Linked DNA regions of Homo sapiens: region 2 is linked to region 1. The links are chromatin loops, found by intact Hi-C in ENCODE. Cell type or tissue: CD4-positive, alpha-beta T cell. All regions are shown on one strand. Links, peaks and the distances in the headings refer to the core of each region. The heading gives the core; the rest is flanking DNA. Region 1 overlaps LINC00598 (long intergenic non-protein coding RNA 598). Region 2 has its middle 87 kb from the start of LINC00548.

The links. Hi-C counts contacts between places; a loop is a spot of excess contacts. Peaks named below come from ENCODE experiments on the same cell type or tissue, not always from the same donor. Only the 100,000 strongest peaks of a DNase experiment are listed, where the experiment ranks them.
Region 2: it touches region 1 in a loop (1.9-fold over the local background); 5 of 110 quality-filtered maps call a loop at or near these places.

Annotation. Positions count from the first base shown.
Region 1 is chr13:40,431,519-40,436,897 of GRCh38, reverse strand. All of the region lies in intron 6 of LINC00598 (long intergenic non-protein coding RNA 598), which reads left to right. Among named protein-coding and RNA genes, the nearest start is that of LINC00598, 47 kb to the left of the region's middle. In CD4-positive, alpha-beta T cell, for the core only: no CTCF peak of the experiment used is centred there; a DNase peak (open chromatin) is centred at 3,117.
Region 2 is chr13:40,305,174-40,310,552 of GRCh38, reverse strand. No RefSeq gene overlaps it. Among named protein-coding and RNA genes, the nearest start is that of LINC00548, 87 kb to the right of the region's middle. In CD4-positive, alpha-beta T cell, for the core only: no CTCF peak of the experiment used is centred there; no DNase peak of the experiment used is centred there.

The sequences.
Region 1 (5,379 bases), core at 297-5,296:
ACATGGTGAAATCCTGTCTCTACAAAAAATACAAAAATTAGCCGGGTGTGGTGGTGCATTCCTGTACTCCCAGCTACTTGGGAGGTTGAGGCAGGACAATCGCTTGAACGCAGGAGGTGGAGGTTGCAGTGAACCAAGATGGTGCTGTGGCACTCCAGCCTTAGGGGTTAGGAGTTTCAGAGTTGGACAGACATAGGCTTACATTTCTGCTCTTAATTTTTGGGTGGCCTTGGGGTAGGGGTGGAGCTGTGGCGTTCTGAGCCGCAGAGTCTTCATGTTTTTGTGAGCTGACACACAACCAATGAGTTGTAAGGAGTAACTAGGAGAATTTCTGTGCGGTGCTCAGCTCGGCTCCTGGCCTCATTGGAGCTCATGTGCTTCCCCCACCTTTCCCAGTGTGATAAATGAGGTCCATGGAGTTAAATTACTTGCTGCCTGTTCCAGAGCTATGGGCAAGATAGAACAACAGCTGGCTTAAAGTTCCATCCACCCATCACAGCGCGGCTTCACTTTCCGTTCGCACACTATGGGCTGGGTTCTTCACAATTTATTTGTATTTTAAATTTCTGTGACTTCCTTCTTGGGATGGCAAATCTTCTGAAAAACATGTCAATGATATGAATAACATTGGCAAACTGAGGGAGGTGAAACCCTGAGAAGCCAAAATCTGAAACAGGATTAACCTATAGGTGCCAGCTGTCAGAGGTCATCAGGCTGTCCCTTTTGTGCCGCTGTGTGCGTCCAGCGAGTCTCACTCCAAGCTCATCTTTGGTTTCTGCTCTCTTGTCTTCACGGGGTCTCTGCAGTCCCTCACCGCCTTTCATAAAGGCTCTGTGGAGTTCTCTCAGCCCCAGCTACCTCTTTCACACCTGTATGCCAGGTGGGCACAGGCCTTATGGATTGAGGAGACTTTTTGCCAAAGTTGACTTCATGGTATACACGTTAAAGAAATGTTGGTAAGTATTATGTACAAAAAAGTTTTCTGTGTTCCAGTATATTTGGAGAAAACTAGGTTACACAGTTATAAGGATTCTTTACTGTGGGTCTTTCCAGAATTTTGAATATATCAATTTGCTTTGTGACTTTCTAAAAGGGAAATAGAATATGCATTGCTTCCCAAACTAACTAGGCAACTGAATTTTTCTTTCATAGAACACCTTGGTACCCATGTTCCCTGGAACACTCTTTGGGAAATGCTGACCTTGGGGGTCTTCTTATTTATCCTGAATTCTATTCTAACTTGCTTCTGTGTAGGATTTTTCTTTCTTTCAAGAAAATCAGGAATTCATTCAAGAGCAATTTTGACTGGATGGGGGTGCTAAATGAAAACTTCACTCTTTAAGGGAATCTATCCATCGCCCTACTATAGTCAATCTACCTATTATACTAAAGGAAATAGGTCAACAACCAAGCAAAATTAATCTGCTCTTTACTTTTAGAAAAGGCTGGGGGCCTCTCCTTATGGTACAATTCCACTACAGGGCCTGGTCGTTTATTCATTGATGCAGCAAACAGTTTCTGACTTTCTGCAATATGCAGGAAAAGAATACACATCTTGGCTTTCTCAGAAACAGCAGGGTCTCCTTGACAGTAGGACCACGTTGTGGTCCCAATACTGCATACATTGCCCTGTATATATGGTGCTGAATACACATGTGTGGAATCGAAACAAGCACTTAACATATGCAGGCTCTATGCTAAGTTCTGGTTCACCTCCTTCTGATTTCCTGCAGGTCAAGAAGAAAGCTAAACTAAGGGTGAGGAGAGGAAGGACTGCTAACAGAGGAGAAGAGACATTTTCTTGAACCATATCTAGCAAACCAGAAAAAGAAAGTCAATGTTTTCCTGCTTCAGGCAACTCACTTTTATCTGCTCAAAGTGTATTTGAGAATGCAAACAGCTAGTGCAGTTAATTTTTCAGAGTGCTCAGAGCTTCAGTTTCCAAATACTGCTGTATGTACCTGGATAGTTTGAACAGAGCTGGTGAACAGGTCACAGTGGCTCAGGGATGGAGGGGATGCAGTTTGCTCTTTCTTGGTCACTGCCCAGCTCATGCCTGGAGAAACGTGCTTAGGCCATTGCCACTGTCATCATTTGAACTTTTTCCCTCTCTTGCTGCTGAAGAGGGTATCAAGGGAGAAGTCATCATTGGCGAAATGGGTGTGGGCAGATGTAGATAACATCTCAGCTATTTATGCTCTAAGGATGGCCAAGGGTTACTTGGTTAGTTGTGTACTTTGCTGCCAGTAACATTAAAGAACCAGAGTTTACCTTGTCCACAGAGCAAGCTTTTGGTTTTGTGGGTTCAGGGATGCACATCTCTTCTGTTGAAACAACAAGGTCTATCTAAGCTGCAAGGTGATTTTCAGGGTCAGCCTCAGCTTCTTATTGATGGTACAATGCTGAGGGGAGCCTGACCCTTTCATAGCTTTAGTAGTTGGTTTTTTTTGTTTGTTTGTTTTTGAGACAGAGTCTCACTCTGTTGCCCAGGCTGGAGTGCAGTGGCATGATCTCAGCTCACCACAACCTCCTTTCCCAAGGTTCAAGCAATTCTCTTGCCTTAGCCTCCTGAGTAGCTGGGATTACAGGCACCTGCCATTGCGCCCGGCTAATTTTTGTATTTTTAGTAGAGATGGGGTTTCACCATGTTGGCCAGGCTGGTCTCGAACTCCTGACTTTGTGATCCACCCACCTTGGCCTCCCAAAGTGCTGGGATTACAGGCATGAGCCACCATGCCTAGCCTTTAGTAGTTGTTGTAAGGACTCCATCTTTAGTAGTTGTTGACTTTTAGAGGTTGACTATATTGCTACATGTCAAAACATATCCACTAATACAGTGGTCCCCAACCATTTTGGCACCAGGGACTGGTTTCATGGAAGACAATTTTTTCCATGAACCGAGGGGAGGGTGAGGGGGATGGTTTCAGGATGAAACTGTTTCACCTCAGATCATCAGGCATTAGATTCTCATAAGGAGCATGGAAGCTAGCTCCCTCACATGCACAGTTCACAATAGGGTTCATACTTCTATGAGAATCTAATACTGCTGCTGATCTGACAGGAGGCAGAGCTCAGGCGGTAATGCTCGCTCATCTGCCGCTCACTTCCTGCTGTGCGGCCTGGTTCCTAACAAACCACAGACCAGTACCCATCTGTGGCCTGAGGGTTGGGGCCTCCTGCACTAATAGAAAGACTGTATCTCCTTTTGAATATTAATTTGTATCTTCTTTTGAATATTTAAAACACTTACTGATCATAGGGCCTGGCTTAAGAATGTTTTCAAATCTTAATTTTAGTTAATATACACAACTCCATATATTTTCATTTAAAACACAAATAATTTATGCCACAGCTTTTGTTGAGATGTGTGTTCTTTAGTCAAATTCAATCAAACACTGAATTCTTTTTTTTTTTTTTTTTTTGAGATGCAGTCTCAGTCTGTCACCCAGGCTGGAGTGCAATGGCACAATCTCGGCTCACTGCAACCTCCACCTCCCAGGTTCAACTGATTCTCCTGCCTCAGTCTCCCAAGTAGCTGGGACTGCAGGCGTGTGCCACCATGCCCGGCTAATTTTTGTCAAATACTGAATTCTTTAGCTCCTGTGACAACGATTGATTTGCTTTTCACCAAACCATGTTCCTCTTTTTCTCAGGCACATGGATGAAGTACGTTTCTCAAAAGGTAGAGCCCATGAGATTGACTTCCAGACAAAGGGATGTGGGCAGAAATGATGTGTGTGGTTTCCATGAAGGAACAATCTGCAAATGGCCCACCATGCCCTTCCCCTCCCACCTTCTTGATGAAGATGGGTACGACCACCATGAAAGCCCTGATTTGACACGGCAGAGCCACAGGGTGGAAAAAGGAGCCTGGGTCCCAAATCACTACTTAAGAGGCTTCCTATTAGGAATATTCATTTCAGACTTCATGTGTACAAGAAACAAACTTCTATCCTGTTTGAGCTGTTATATAGTTTTGGGCTTTTTGTTATAGTAGTTCATGCTACCTTAACTGCCATAGTCCCTGAGAATCTTAAGAAAACCGTCAGGCAGCACAACATGGTGGAAAGGTCATGCACTTTGGAGCACAACAGAATCGGGTTGGAGCCATGGCTTTGGTATTTATTGCTGAGTGACCTCTGACACGTTACTTAACTATTCTGAATCTCAGCTGGGACAGTGTCAGTGCAGATGACCAGAAAGTCCTGAGCTACCTGGTTTATAGTAGCTCGTGTGAGATTATTCCCTTCTTAAAAAAATCTCATTCTGTGGGGAAGCTGGTATGAACAGGATAGGAAGGGAGTAAGACATTTCATTCCCTCATCCCATCATGGCCAGTGGTCCAATAACTAGCTTAGGTTCTGGTTTGCTAAGAGGCCCGGATAAGATGAGAGTGAAAGTCATTCTTATATTAGAGTAGCTAAATCTGGTCTCATAGCAATGACTCTTACAGTTAAATGTGCCAAGAGTCATATTTATAATTACCATTGAATGAAAGCATCACTTGGTCCTACCCTGGAAAAAGAGGTGAAACATATTTCAGAAGAGAAAGGGAGTGGGGGCTTCACCAGCCACAGTTTGCATCTGAACAGATCTGCTTGCAGCTGGAGAGCTGTGATCTGAATATTACTGACTTAGACCAAAGGAAGCAACATTTCTGGCTGCAGACACAACCTTACCCTCCCTGGGGATGTCTGTTAAAGAGCCATTTTTGGCTTCTTCATTTACTGACATTCAAGGGTGGGTGGTTATGCTGGGCTAGCAAGTGTGAAATTCTTTCTCTTTTCAAGTCCTTGGGCATTTTTTTCTTTGGGGAGTTTCTTGCACTGTGATGTCTCCAAAGGACTCAATTAAGTGGCCCATTTTGGGAAGGGAGAACTGAGGAGTGGGGAATTCACTTTCTCTGTTGAGAAGAATTCAACTAGCTCTGAGCACAGACACTTAAGATTTTAGACCGTAACTTGAGTAGATGTTGACTTACAGAGACTAGTTTAAATTGCTGAATGTCATAAAAAATATCTACCAGTAAAAAGATGGCAAATTGATTTGTTTTTTTTTTTTTTTGAATTTTTAACTTATTTTCTGCTCGTAGGGCCTGTCTTGATACTAAACTAGACTCAGAGAGAGATACCTTCCTGGTTTCAGGACTGGATTTTCCAGACAACTGTTTTAAATGCTGACTTTTCTGAAACAGGCACAAGTGGAAAACAGAGTCCTTTTTACTTTGGTTTTCACGTGCCTCTTACTTTGTAAGAATAGAGCTGAAATAGAGTTCATCCAGTATACTTGTGTCAGCTTTTAACAATGAGTAGAGAAGAATTGAAATTTAAATTAATATTTTAATGATGTTAAAGAAAAATGAATACACTTTTATTTCAC
Region 2 (5,379 bases), core at 57-5,056, 130 kb after region 1:
TATTAGTTCAAAAGATTTATTTAAAAATCACTACCATTTTTCCTTTCAAGATATTTTCTTATTAATGGAAATAATCATTGGGATCAGTAGTAACTTCCATATTTTTCATATATGTGAGTCTTGATTTCATTAAAATTGTATGACTCCAACATTAAAACTGTTGCACATCATTTTGTAATTTTTTAGGAGCTAACATATGAACAAAACATTAGGAAAGTGACATATTCTTGTGAACTCTCAGGAGGCTTCCTTGGGAGTCCTCGTTGGTCTCTGTTTCCTAATCTTGTTGAAGATTTAGCACTGATATTTCACTTTGGGGCAATCCCTCTGCACTTCCTTTGGCTCAGGCACTCAATTTGCCTCTTTCCTGAAATCTTTCCTCAGCTTCCTGCCTGGTTTTCCATCTCCTGGAACTTCGCTTCTCTAAATTCATTTGCACTTTGTTATCACAGTTAGCAAACATGCCAGACTGAGATTGCTCAGATACCTAAAACCTTTTTGCCATTAAAAATGGAAAGATTAAAGTAAAACCAGAGGTCAGTGTGAGCATCAAGGTATTAACCTACATCTACCTCCTACTGCTCCAGACTGCACGCTCTGTCCAAGCTTAAGCCAGGGCCTTGAGCCGGGCTTTGTCTGCCAGTAGATAGAAAGAGCTCTCCTCTACTGCTGGGGGTGCTTCCAAACCTCTTTCTGGGAGATTTGGTCTAGGCCCCAGGCAGTGGGGGTGCCTCAGGCCGCTTACTCTTCTGGGCCAAGGGCTGAGATTCTGCTCATCAGCAGTCTTTTTTTCTCCATCCCCCAGCATCCCCACAACCAGGGTTGGCCAGTCTGAGCCCAGATGCATGTTTTCAGCGTCTCTGTAGAAAATTGTCTTCTTCCTTTAAAGAGGTCTTTAACTGGGGAAGCAGAAATGGTAGGAATTTACAGCCAGCTCAGGGGACAGAATGACACTTGCTCTCTCACAAAAAAGGTGCTTGTGAGGGGTTTTAACATGTTAATATAGTGCGGATGGAACCGGGCTTGAAAAAAGATTAATTGAGCTCTCAGGGTATCTCTTAAGGTTGTTGGTGTCTTCAGAGAGTGTGTAGCTTATCATAACTTTGCATATTTTACATTGTTTTATCTAAAAAAGTAATCATTCTCTTTCCTTCCCTTTGAAGGCCACTATATATGCCTGTGTATACAGAAGTTATAGACAACATCAAAATGCTCCAGTGGTTTGGTCCAAAGGGCTGCACCTACTATGTGGAAGCAATTGAATGGAAAGATGGAGACATGGATTAAGTGAAGAATGTCTCAAGCAGTTAGATGGAAATGACAAACAGTGCTCATATATTATATGGAGATATAGGCCCAATGACCTGGTTCTTTAACTGGCCTATTTTTATAAAAATCTCTTTAATTTGCCTGATGCTTAAGTGTATAGAACACTGCTGTTTACATAACCTCATTTTAACTCAGGGAAATGGATTCAGAGATGTTAAGTGGCTGGCCCAAAGTCACATTCTCTAAGTGGTCAGGGTTAGACCTATGACTTTGGATCCAAGCCTTTCCACTCATATGCAAGTGTCATTTGGTAAGTGACATTTCTGTGCCATCATTTTCATTGCCTGTATGTGTGGATTTACTTCATTTTATGGAGCTTCTAGCTAAAATGTTGAGATTAAGTTTTAAATGTGAGCCTCCAAACTCCTAGTGCAGGTATCTTCAGGGAAAGCAGAGAAATGGCCTGTAAGTTCAGGCTGTGGGGAAGTGGGGCAGTGGTAGTGTGGGGGAGGGGTGGTCTTCACTGGTGTTGGGGCACAAAGTGCAAATGTTAGGGGTTGTTTTCCTCATCATCTCCTAAAACTGTTCTTGTGGGGCTGCTGGATGTCTGCTGAGTAAGTGGTTGTCCACACCATTGAGCTTGGGTTTGGACTCATGAAGGGGACCATTTGGGAGGGTCTGCAGGAGATGGGAGAGATAACGGAACTAATTTTTTCTATGGTGCCATTGGGGTGATACTTCTTATCTTTAGTAGTCAGGTAACTCCTTGTTTCAGGACAAGCTAGCAATACTTTTACAGTGTTATTTGATATGCAGATACTGCAATTTCCTGAGAATATATTTTAACCTTCTTTTCTTTACTATCAATATGTGGTTTTCTCTCTAGATTGGTTTAGAATGTAAAAAAAAAAAAAAGTGACATTGAGGAACAGGTTGACCTTAAAGGTGTCTACAGTTGTCCTAAATACTGTTTGGCAAAGGTTATAGACAATCTTAGAGATGAGCAAAAGTCAGGAAAATCAGGATTCTTGACTACTGTGACTGACCCTGCAAAGAGGCTCCATATGGGAAGGTGGAGCTGATCAAGGGGTCGAGGAAGCACTGTGTCTTCGGGTTTTTCCTTTCCACACCTTTTCTTGGTTGGCTTTCATGAAACCACCTGTGCTGAGGGAAATTCACGGAGGAGCAAAGGGAGTGGCAAAATGAATTGAATCCTGTAAAGTGGATGGGAAACCTCAAGGTGTACAGGTCAAAGTGCCCTTTGAAATGGAGATCTCTGACTTTGCTCTGTCTCACACTTTTTTACTGTCTTTTCTTCCCTTTGCATGCGGAAGAACCTGGATTTTTCTATTAATGATAGTGGAGAAAAATAATTCTTTTCCTTATTTTTCACTGATTGAGTTGGACTCTTTGGACAAGATTTAAGCTTAATGTACACCTGATGCATGTAAATTCAAACCATAAATCTGCCTAACAAGCAGCTAATAGTCATCCTCTCCCTTTCCACATTTTCCATGTTAAGAGCTCTGAAGAATCATCTCTTAACATAATGATGATGGCATACCTGTGGGTGCTGTTAATAATACCACCTTTGAAAGCTGGGACTATGGGATTGGTGACTGTTGTAAGGTCACCAGAATAGTCAAATAGTGAGCTGGAGTCTCTATCTGCTGCTTGCCCTTTGTTCTTTGATAGGAAGGAGGTGAGATCCTGAGGGGATTATAGACAGGAAAGGTAGGTGATTGTCAAGAAAGGTGCTATCTGGAGACTGGGGATGAAAAGTGAAACTGCCTTTGCAAAATAATGACAGTGAGAGAAATCTGGCATGGTTGCTTCTAACCTCTAATATGTCCTTGGTAATTCCTGGGTGTCGACAAAGCTAACTTTTGGACAAATTTAGTTTATAGTTTAATCTTAAAGCAAGGATGCTAATAGCCCTTCCAAAACTAAACCACCTTTGTAAAATTAATAAAAGTCCACAAAGTTAGGATTATGAGAGAAATCTGAATTCTGCTAAGATGTAGGCATAGTTAAATGATAACCAGCCATAGTTCTGCAGATCACAAGCTTTGTAACTTCCTCAATTAATCTGGTGAATAACATCACTATTGTGGAACCTAAGGTTGGTCTTTTGTGATATCTTTTCAGACTTTTGCATTTCTGATGATTGGCTGACTCCACCCAGACCTGCAACTCATGACTCAACTGGTCCTGTGGCCTGAGTCATCTCAGTGCACAAGAATCATTTCCACACCATCATGATGGCATCCCCAACCAATCAGCAGCACCCATTCCCTAGTCCCCCGCCCACTAAACTATCCTTGAAAACCCTAACCTCCATGGGTAGGAGGCTGATTTGAGTAAAAACTCCACCTCCTGTGTGGCTGGCCAGCCTTGCATCAGTTAAATTCTTTCTTCACTGCAACGCTATGGTCTCAATGAATTGGCTTTGTCTGTGCAGCAGGCAGGAAAAACCACTGGGCAATTACAAATTCAGGGACTCATCCAAGATCTGCCATTTTAGGTGCCTGCCCACAGGTTGTCAGCCCTGCACCAGTATGACGGACCTGGAGGTGAGTTCTGGTGGCCACTTATTTTTCTTTGGAACTGATGGCCATCCCTGGTGCTGCCCCTGACCATGGGGCACTGTCAACCCATAATGCTTAGGACTAATTGCATGGAGAAATGATTCCTTGAAAGACGTCTTTAAACTGATCTGGTGAGTATTCTAAGTGCAACCAACACTTCCTTCTCCCAATTGCTTTGGCTCTTTTGGGAATATTGATTCTGTGCCTTCAGGGATCTCTGCTGCCTCTCCCTAAATAGTAGAAAGAGTCTTGGTTTGGGGAGATTTCTCCCCATTAGATGGAGAATAGGAGGTTAGTTTGGAAGAATACTCTTCTGGTCTGGAAACTGGTTTAGAATCTTGGTTTGGAAGGCCTTTCTGTTTGTCTTTACCTCATTGTTCGTGTTTGTACGTATGGAGAGGATTCCCTGAAGGAATTACTGATGGAAGTCCAGCAGCCTCCCCTAGTTTGTCTGGACAGTCACATTCAGTGGGCCCTCAAGGTGACTGTCTACTCTTCCATCTTCCTGGAGACCACCCATTGAAGCTCCTGGTTGGAGGTCATCCCAACCCAATTTTGAGTGGATCAAAGATGACAGGGGCCAACAGGGGCAAGTTTGAGCCTTGCCAGGTGGATACTTGGGTGATAAACATGGTGACTAGTGTCTGTGTTTTGTTGTGTGTATTTTGCTCCTATCAGAATGAGAAGTGTTAATTCGGTTGCCTCATGCAGTCTGTTGGACTCCATCTCACAAAACTGAGAGGTTTTGCCTATGGTTCCATAAAACAGAAAAGGATGATTTTCTTTCATAATGCAGCTTGGCTGCTGCAGCTACGGTGCCATTAAAAGCCAATCTATTCTTCTGGAAGCCATGCAGAGAGAGGAAACCCAGAAACCTGGCAAGTTGGTAAAAGGGTAAGAATTTCTTACCATCTAGGTGTCTGGCCTCTCTCTCTCTCTGGGCAAACTCGTTGAGTGAATGGTAAAAATCACTGTTTGTCTCCTCTGCAAATTTTGTTTTGATAAACAGGAAAAAGGATTTGTAAGATGTGCCTTAGGCTGCAGCAAATCTGTGGTACTTTGTGCTATGAGTTTGTCTTTCTGTGTTGTTCTGTCATGAAGAAGGGTACAATAGGATAGAACATGGTCCTGGGACCCTAAAAGACTGCTGTTTGATCTGGCTCTTCAGAATGGTCAGCTACAAACTTTACTGTGGGTCCCTTAAACCAAAACCAGATGAGGGTTCCCTCTTGTTTTATGTCCTTGGGAGCTTGACCTTGCGACCATGTGGGGGTACACTCTCTTGGTCTCTGCCATCTGGAGGGCAGGAATTTTCAGGTTTATGCCAGGCAGCTGGTCTGAAAGGACCGGGAGTCTGAGATGAGGTAGCATACTCTTCATCCCAAATGTGTCAAGCCCTTGGGTGAGTTTTGTCTTAAAAAGTACCATCCCTACTAGGCTTTTTGTCATCGTTTGTTACTTTAAGCCCATTTTTGACAAAATTTTTGGAGATCATGGGGATGCCTCTTCTATCCTTTCTCTC